2 separate regions of the Homo sapiens genome follow, and region 2 is linked to region 1. The links are chromatin contacts, found by Hi-C in ENCODE. All regions are on one chromosome and are shown on one strand. The core of a region is the stretch at or near the end of the contact, and the rest is flanking DNA. Distances in the headings are between cores, read along the strand shown.

Region 1 (4,696 bases), core at 132-2,631:
CACACCTCTCCTTCAGGAAGTCTTTTCCTTTTCCTAGCCCCCTCCTCTAAGACAGATGTATTCCCATGAGTCTGCCTTAATATCTTTATTTCTCATTGTCTATAGCATCCTAATTATTCATATAGGATTTAGCTCATCTTTTGGACTCTTCTTCAAGGGCTAATAACCTTACTAAATTTGTGAGTCCCCTACTGCCCTTTCACCCCTTTCATATTTGCCCAGAAGGGTCCTGACATTCAAAATATGATTTTGAAGCAAATTAATAAATACCCAACAGCTTTGGATTAATATTGGCCTTCCATTATTGACAAAAATACCAATACTAAGACAGAGTTTTAAAAATAATCTTGTGAGATACCTTCTAGCTTTAAGATCAGTCCTCTCCACTCTCCTTTCTGCGGCCTGCGCACCTGCCCTCCATGAGTCTCCAGGCTCTCTCCCCAGGTCTCCCAGTTCTGTCTCCTCCTAGGCCTTCCCCCATCACAAAGTGATCTCAACCAGAGCTGTGTCCTGCCTCCCACTGCACCATTAAATGCACCTGCTCTCAACTCTGATTTTTCAGGGCACTGCCAGGTGACCTGATCTACCAATCCCATCGAAGGAACTACCTTGGAGCATCCCCACTGAGACAGCAGATTCATTAACTGGGCAGGTTAATGCCAAAGTGTTAGTACAGAATATCAAAGAGCTACAAAAGGCCATGAGGAGACCTCAGGCAAATGCACTCTGTGCACACACAGTTATTTCACAAACCATAAGGCATATTTCTTCTAAAGACAAGGTGATCTGTCTTCCAGCTTCAGGGAAGGATATAAGCAGAAGTATTTGCTAATTCATTAGCTTAATTTAAGTGTTCAGAACAAAAGACAGTAAAAACAAAGGAATGTTACTGTTTGAAATAGAAACTTTTTGAGTTTCTACTAAGTTCTTATAATAAAATTTTTGTTTAAAATGAAAATAAATCTTGAATGAAGAAAGATCACTAACTCATTTTATTAAAGTACCATGTTCTTTCTACTTTAAGAAATGGTGATTAATCCTCAGAGGAGTCTCTGTGTCACTGACTAGAAACACAAATTATTTCTAGATTTTGAGAAAGGCTTTGCTTCCTCATAGTGGGTCTCCAACAAACCCTGGCAGCTCTTATTTATTTTCTCAGAACACTTAGACCTGAGCAATGGGGGGGGTGGAAGATTACCCCTGGAGGTGGCAAGGAAGATGTGGGCCACATCTGCAAGTGAGTAATGGTACCATTATGGGCAACAGAAACAGGTCTCAAAAGCGTTTATTTCCCCTTCCTTAACACAGGCCAGAAGAGGAGCTGACACATCATAGCTGCTGGGCTGTGGCAGCTGCGCCTGGGAAAGACACAGCAGGAAGTGCTATCTCACACTCACTGCCCTCTGCTCTCCCTTCCTTCCCCTGGCCCAGCCTAGGCGCCAGTCGCAGTTACAGAAAATAATTGCATCCAGTCTAACCCCTGCTACTCCACAGACCAAGTCCATTAGAGCACCAGCAACCTTTGGAAGTTATCCAAATGCTAACTAGCTTTTGGCAAGCACATAGTAAATGAGAAATTTTAAAGCCTGTGGCTATCTCATCAATGACTCCAAGACTCAGTTTGAACACCAGAGGATTGTACAATTAACAGTCATTTTTAAAACCACTTTGTAAATGTTCCTGATGATATAAAATCATAGTGCATAAACTGTGATTCCAGTTTAGGTCTGGATATCTTGCTGCAGGTGTCTTCTACTACCTGAGAGGCCCAATGGCAGACGACACGGAGCCCTGGCATCAGGAAACTCAGGTCGCATCCAGACTCTACCACTAACTGCCTATGCACCCTCTGAGCGTGTTTCTTCATCTACAAGTCAAAGGTTGGGGCATAATAAATATTTGGCTCTCTTTTAGCTCTCAAAAACTCTATTACTTAGAGTAATACTAGGCTATGTCGCTGTGAGAAATAAACCCCAAGGCCTCAATGACTTAACCCAATAAACCCACACAAAGTCTCCTGCTGATCATCAGAAACTCTCTTCCATCCAGTGTCAAAGGGATCAGGCTCTCTCCATCATGTGGTGCCATGTTTCCACACAAGGCCTCCAAGGACACCACAGAAGGCGAGGGGAGAGGTAGTAGAGTCACACCAGCTCTTAAGTGCCCCGACCTGGAAGTAATACAGGCCCTTCCTCTCACTGTCGATTATCCAGACCTAATCACATGGCTGCAATCTAACTGCAGAAGGCACTGGGAATATGCATGAGCACATAAGATATTTGGTGAGCACTGTTTATCTCTGCCACACAGGTGACAGTCTATTTACTTATTTTAATAATTTAATCTATCTATATATTTATACTGATGAAACATCATGATATGCTACACTGTAGATGTGAAGAAAAAGTTCTTAAAATTTTGTCTGCCAGATACACAGAAAGGCAGATGGAGAGGAGGGAACATGGCCTTTGATGATGAACACTAAACCAAATGCCCAACACCCAAGCAGACACAGTCCATGGGGTACTCAGGAGTTCGGTACTCAAGAGTTACCATGGGGAGACCAATGCACTCCAATTGATGCCAGGCCTCCTCTATCTGAGTCACACAGGAAGCACTGGGGTCCAACAGAGGGAAACAAGTCTTAACCTCTCCCACCCCTAATCACACTGAACCTGGATGGTCTGCCTGCTAGTCTGTTGATAGCCTAGGAAGCTGTATTTTGCATTTCTTCTTCCAGTCAGTGCCTCTTCTCTTCTCCAAGACTTTATTTCTGCCATGAACAATGTCATCAAAAACATGCTTGTCCAAAAGCTGTCCAACAGTACCTGGTGCAGCTATAAATACCACACTGATCCCAGCTGAGGGCCCCACACTCCCACTCAAATACTAGTAGAAATCTGGTAGTTGGGTAAGACTTTTGAACATCATGGACTTAAATGTGGCATAGGTGCCCGGTTATTTTTTTCTACTATTTGAAAATTTCTCAAGAGTTACATAACTGAGAGAATAAAGGTATGGAAAAAGTCATATGACATAGATGATATATTTCATTACTGGGAAAGCATAACTGCTATAGACAAAGTTGAAGATACTGTGTTGTTATGCTAATTTATTATTTCCATTGAATTCTGTTTAGGCACTCAGTATGTTTAGCCATACTCTCCTAAATGGAGGAACACTAGAAGCAGAGAGGGCAATCAAAGCTAAGTGTAGAAACCTGAAAGTTCATGAAAAGATATGTTCTCAGTAGGCAAGACCAATGCCTGCAATCATAGAACCTGGGGATAGAGCTGTTACAGAAAGAACACAGCCCATATCATGGGGTGCCTCACCCGTAGAGGCTCTATCAACAGAGATGAAGGAAAAGTCAGGGTGAAGTTTCCAGAAATGTCAACTTTCCTACAAATGGGACATGGTTAATGTGCAGCAATGACCCAGGCTTTGGGTCAAAATGAAGCCCAGAGGATTCATTTTGACCTCTGAGGCTCAGAGGTCAAATAGCCCAACATAATCATGATAATCATGATAGAAGGACTCATACCCATATCTGTTTGACCCCAAAGCATGCTCTGCACATATGCTGCACACCGGGAGTGCTTTCCACCTCTGCACGCTCCCCAGGATCCTCACATGACCTTGACTAGTAAGCAAGTTACTGTGGAATTTAGATTCCAGATGACAGACAAAGCAAACACTTAATGGCCTCTGCTCCCTCTCAAGACCACTTTCCAATAATAGCAAAGAAATAAAAACAATTAATTCATAATGGTAAAGAGAAAAGGAAAAGAACAATCAGATACCTGCTAACTTCAATAAAGCTCTGAAAAAGATGGAGAGGTAGCGGTAAACAATGTTAATATTTTCAATCGTAACTATATAAGGGCTACAACAGTTAGAATCATCCTATGAACAAAACAGGAGACTCAAATATGTTTTTGGAACAGCGGGTGAATGCCCCAACCTTGTATGTATGAGAGTAAAGCTATTATAGGGAAAGCTGGGACACAGGGCAGAAGGAGGTAAAGAGGTAAAGACAGGGACACTATTTGAATGTTGCACTGTCAGAACTGAAAAAGAATGGCAAACATTGACAGAACAAGACTCAGAGGTTTCCATCTATTATTTAAGTTTGAAAGATGACTAGTAGAACACCAAGCCAAAAATAATAATATAATCATCAAGAAACAAAAGACAAGGGTAATATAAGTAAGTGAGCTAAGTCCCCAATTTCAGAGCAGAAAACTGAAAGAATGTCTAATACTGATATATTGAAATATAGCAACAGAAGCACATGTTTAGATTTATGAAGGTCATGCCAGGAGGTCTAAAGGACCAAGAACTAAATATGGAGCAGAGGACTTAGGCTTTTCATTATAAGGTCTTCTTTACCATTTGCATAATTTTACTATTTGCCTGAAATCATCTGATAAAAAAGAAACACAGAAAATAAAATTAACCAAGTACAATATGAACTTTTTGACACATTTACTTGAGTAATCTAGATAAAACCCAAAGCACCTGGAGGTAGGAGCAGGCGTCACCATGCCTTTTGTTTCCAGCATCCTCCATCCATAGTGTTAATCCTGTTGTGTGTCTTGGAGAAATGGAATCAACACTTACTCTACTGAATTTGTAAATAAGTCCTCACCTCCAGTATCTGGTATTGCCTGTCTACTATTCTCAGGCCTATCAA
Region 2 (4,556 bases), core at 154-2,653, 53 kb before region 1:
TCAGTTCCTTAAACAATGAAGATGCAGAGTTACAATAACAACAGGTCAGGGGTTTAGACACAATAACCACTGACACTTACTGAGGGATTACCACATGTCAGGTGATGCCTAAATTTTTATGTGCATAATTTTACTTGACCTTCATAACAATCTGGAGATAGGTGGTATTATTATAACCATCCTATAGATGGGCAAACAGGCTCTGAGAAGTTAAGCCACTTGTTCAAGGTCATACAGCTAAAAAATGGCTAATCTTCAGTTTGAATCCAGATGAATTAATTAGACATCAAGAGTGTCGATTACCATGCTATACTATTCTGCTCTTAACTGGCCTTATAAAGTCTTTTAAGAGAGTCCATTCATCTTTTGTTCATGAAACAGGATCATATAGGGATAATTTTAACCCTGCTGCGCCATCCAGGTAACCTGCCACCTAATGCCCTTATTCCCTGGGCCTACCTGAAATGCTTGCATTTAATTCCCTTTAATCTCCTACTTGTTGACTTAAAGGTCCTAATGCAAGACATGTGGCTGGCTGATGCTATAATGAGAAGCAGATATCTCAAAACAAAATAGGAAAATGTATCTTGTTGAGGGAGCTAATTTCAAGAGTAGAAATAATGCAATAGGACTAAAAGATGCAGTTTTGTGGTCTTCTGACATTAGATATCTCGACTAGTAACGGGTTATTTCAAAATCCAAATCTGGGGTCTTCCAGAGAGCAAGGTCAGGAAGTAAGGCCAGTGTGGTTGATTTTGTCCTTCAAACCCAGTGCCTTACTCTCCGGCCTCAACAATCCAGACTCAACATGTTCCTTTCCTGGTTGAACTCCCAGAACATGAAAGGAAAATGGGACTCGCAAATCGTGGGAACTGCAAGTGATTCAGTTTAGAGTAACATGAGTTGATCTCTTCTTGTTTCTCCACTTTTATTTCCTTTGGCCTTATCTATTCTAGCAGAACTGTGGTTACATCAGTAAGCCACTTCAAATCCTTTCTGAAGTAAGACAGAAGTATAAATGAATAAAATAATTATCAGGGAAATGCGTGTGGATCTCTTTGCTCTCTGGGTCTGCTGCTACCATTTCCCTTCCACCTGTAAACACCATTCTGGCTTCTTCTGCAAAAAACTCAAGGAAAATTGCCTGAAAAACAACATGTGTGGGAAATACGGTCCTTGACTTTAACCCTGAACATAATGTTCTAAGACATTTTTTAAAACTAGATTTCCTTCCAGAATTCAACTTGCACCAGTCTGCCAAATAAACATTTTGGATTCAAACAGTAGTTAGGGAAATGCTTGTATCTTAGATTTGAATGAGAAGAGGAAACTGCTGTGGTTGAGAGATTGCGAAGTGCCATTCCATTCGGCATGACATTAAAAGAGCAGCAACAATCAAAGCTGCACTTCTCCTCACCATGAGGTTCCTGTCTGCACAGCACAACACTCATGAGGGGGAGGTATCGATTTTCAGAAGGAAGATCCAGTGTACAACTTGGTCCCCAAGAAATGCAATTGTTTAAAACCAGAACCAACTAAAGTGGCTTATGTAAGCTCACATTTAAGGAAACATCTGCCTCTGCCTTGATTCCCTCATTAGCAACCTGTTATGGCTAAACTACCACATGGTGATCCAAAATGTCAATTCTTTAAAGTTGTAACTTTGCCAAAAGAAATACACAACACATATATGTGGCGCCAATAGTGCTGCTTTGATTTATAAGCTAGTCATGCTAGTTTAACTGTAGAAATAGTGCTGTCTTAATACAATATTGTTCCTCTGCAAAGCTGAATCAATTCTTTAGAGTTCTGTTTGGTGAATAAAAACAAGAGAGCAGGTCAACTTGCTAATGAACTACATTTTCCCCCATGATTAGGGAAAAGAGGGAAAAAGAACAATTATTAGCAAAAAGTTTACTGCATGCTATTATTAAACTTTGCCTCCCTAAGTAAAATTAAACAATTGTTTTGTTAATAGGACTCATGTGTTTTTTACAAGAAAGTCTCAGGGATAAATGTCCAGTGAGAATTGATTCCCACTTTGGATATGATGGGCTTTGGGGAGGTGCAGGAAAGAATGGGGGGAGAGGGACTGACACTATAAACAGACTAAACTAGGTGCAAGAGATGGGACTAGTGGGTTTCACTGCTTACGTATTTCTAAGAGCCAAACTCACTGGCTCTTATGATGCTCCCTAAGTCAGTGATGGGGACTGGAGGAACAAGTCACTGTCACATCCACTGCTGATCCCACTCATTCCCAGGGATAATGCCAGAACCAGGAGAAAGGCCTTCCTTAAGATTGGGAATGGGAGATGCCTGAGAGCTCAGGAAGCTGATGCCAGTTCCTTCTTTGCTATACACAACAAAGTCTTTTTTCCTACCTGTTTTGTACCTCATATCACAAGTACTCAGTTCAGCCTGCTCACATGGGGGGCACTAAGTTGATAAGGAATCACGAACACCATGGTGCTAGACAGGAGCACTGCCATTCAGAAGAAAAACGATTCCGGATATAAATCTGTTGAACTCTGCTTCGGTTATTCAACATATGTTACACAATATTTAATTATATTGAATTGATACTTAAAACTTTCATTCTTCTATACAATCCACTTGTTTTAGTGTTGCTTTTAATTATAAACTAAGATTCAGTAAGTTTGCTTTTTTTTTTTTAAAGTATACTTTAAGTACTAGGGTACATGTGCACAATGTACAGGTTTGTTACATATGTATACATGTGCCATGCTGGTGTGCTGCACCCATTAACTCGTCATTTACATTAGGTATATCTCCTAATGCCATCCCTCCCTGCTCCCCCTACCCCATGACAGGCCCTGATGTGTGACGTTCCCCACCCTGTGTCCAAGTGTTCTCATTGTTCAATTCCCACCTATGAGTGAGAATATGTGGTGTTTGGTTTTCTGTCCCTGCGATAGTTTGCTGAGAATGATGGTTTCCAGCTTCATCCATGTCCCTACAAAGGACATGAACTCATCCTTTTGTATGGCTGCATAGTATTCCATGGTGTATATGTGCCACATTTTCTTAATTCAGTCTATCATTGATGGACATTTGGGTTGGTTCCAAGTCTTTGCTATTGTGAATAGTGCCACAATAAACATACGTGTGCATGTGTCTTTATAGCAGCATGATTTATAATCCTTTATGTACCCAGTAATGGGATGTCTGGGTCAAATGGTATTTCTAGTTCTAGGTCCTTGAGGAATCGCCACACTGTCTTCCACAATGGTTGAGCTAGTTTACAGTCCCACCAACAGTGTAAAAGTGTTCCTATTTCTCCACATCCTCTCCAGCACCTGTTGTTTCCTGACTTTTTAATGATTGCCATTCTAACTGGTGTGAGATGGTATCTCATTGCGGTTTTGATTTGCATTTCTCTGATGGCCAGTGATGATGAGCATTTTTTCATGTGTCTGTTGGCTGCATAAATATCTTCTGTTGAGAAGTGTCTTGTTCATATACTTCACCCACTTTTTGATGGGGTTGATTTTCTCTTGTAAATTTGTTTAAGTTCTTTGTAGATTCTGGATATTAGCCCTTTGTCAGATGGGTAGATGGTAAAAATTTTCTCCCATTCTGTAGGTTGCCTGTTCACTCTGATGGCAGTTTCTTTTGCTGTGCAGAAGCTCTTTAGTTTAATTAGATCCCATTTGTCAATTTTGGCTTTTGTTGCCATTGATTTTGTTGTTTTAGACATGAAGTCCTTGCCCATGCCTATGTCCTGAATGGTATTGCCTAGGTTTTCTTCTATGGTTTTTATGGATTTAGGTCTAACATTTAAGTCTTTAATCCATCTTGAGTTAATTTTTGTATAAGGTATAAAGAAGGGATCCAGTTTCAGCTTTCTGCATATGGCTAGCCAGTTTTCCCAGCACCATTTATTAAATAGGGAATCCTTTCCCCATTGCTTGTTTTTCTCAGGTTTGTCAAAGATCAGTTGGTTGTAGCTTTGTGGCATTATTTCTGAGGGCTCTGTTCTGTTCCATCAGTCTATATCTCTGTTTTGGTACCAGTACCATGCTGTTTTGGTTACTGTAGCCTTGTAGTATAGTTTGAAGTCAGGTAGCGTGATGCCTCCAGCTTTGTTCTTTTGGCTTAGGATTGACTTGGCAATGCGGGTTCTTTTTTGGTTCCGTATGAACTTTAAAGTAATTTTTCCAATTCTGTGAAGAAAGTCATTGGTAGCTTGATAGGGATGGCATTGAATCTATAAATTACCTTGGGCAGTATGGCCATTTTCATGATATTGATTCTTCTTATCCATGAGCATGGAATGTTCTTCCATTTGTTTGTATCCTCTTTTATTTCGTGGAGCACTGGTTTGTAGTTCTCCTTGAAGAGGTCCTTCACATCCCTTGTAAGTTAGATTCCTAGGTATTTTATTCTCTTTGAAGTAATTGTGAATGGGAGTTCACTCATGATTTGGCTCTGTGTTTGTCTATTATTGGTGTATAGGAATGCTTGTGATTGTTGCACATTGATTTTGTATCCTGAGACTTTGCTGAAGTTGCTTATCAGCTTACGGAGATTTT

The links. Hi-C counts contacts between places; a loop is a spot of excess contacts on that map. Pooled maps may share reads with other maps.
Region 2: a loop to region 1 is called in a map of endothelial cell of umbilical vein, with 5 times the contacts of the local background. The contact joins two enhancer-like sites. A Hi-C loop is called at or near these places in 3 of 168 maps with a recorded cell type or tissue (Caco-2, cardiac septum and endothelial cell of umbilical vein) and 3 of 50 pooled maps.

What each region holds. Positions count from the first base shown.
Region 1 is chr3:39,904,921-39,909,616 of GRCh38, reverse strand. All of the region lies in intron 2 of MYRIP (myosin VIIA and Rab interacting protein), which reads right to left. Among named protein-coding and RNA genes, the nearest start is that of MYRIP, 98 kb to the right of the region's middle. Within about 2 kb of position 1,381, at least 6 of the 41 ENCODE cell types and tissues checked have a DNase peak (open chromatin) inside an H3K27ac peak, as active enhancers do; they include endothelial cell of umbilical vein, where a contact is called at or near this core.
Region 2 is chr3:39,957,795-39,962,350 of GRCh38, reverse strand. The region is part of intron 2 of MYRIP (myosin VIIA and Rab interacting protein); the gene reads right to left. Among named protein-coding and RNA genes, the nearest start is that of MYRIP, 150 kb to the right of the region's middle. RefSeq lists a silencer at 1,259-1,553. Within about 2 kb of position 1,403, at least 2 of the 41 ENCODE cell types and tissues checked have a DNase peak (open chromatin) inside an H3K27ac peak, as active enhancers do; they include endothelial cell of umbilical vein, where a contact is called at or near this core.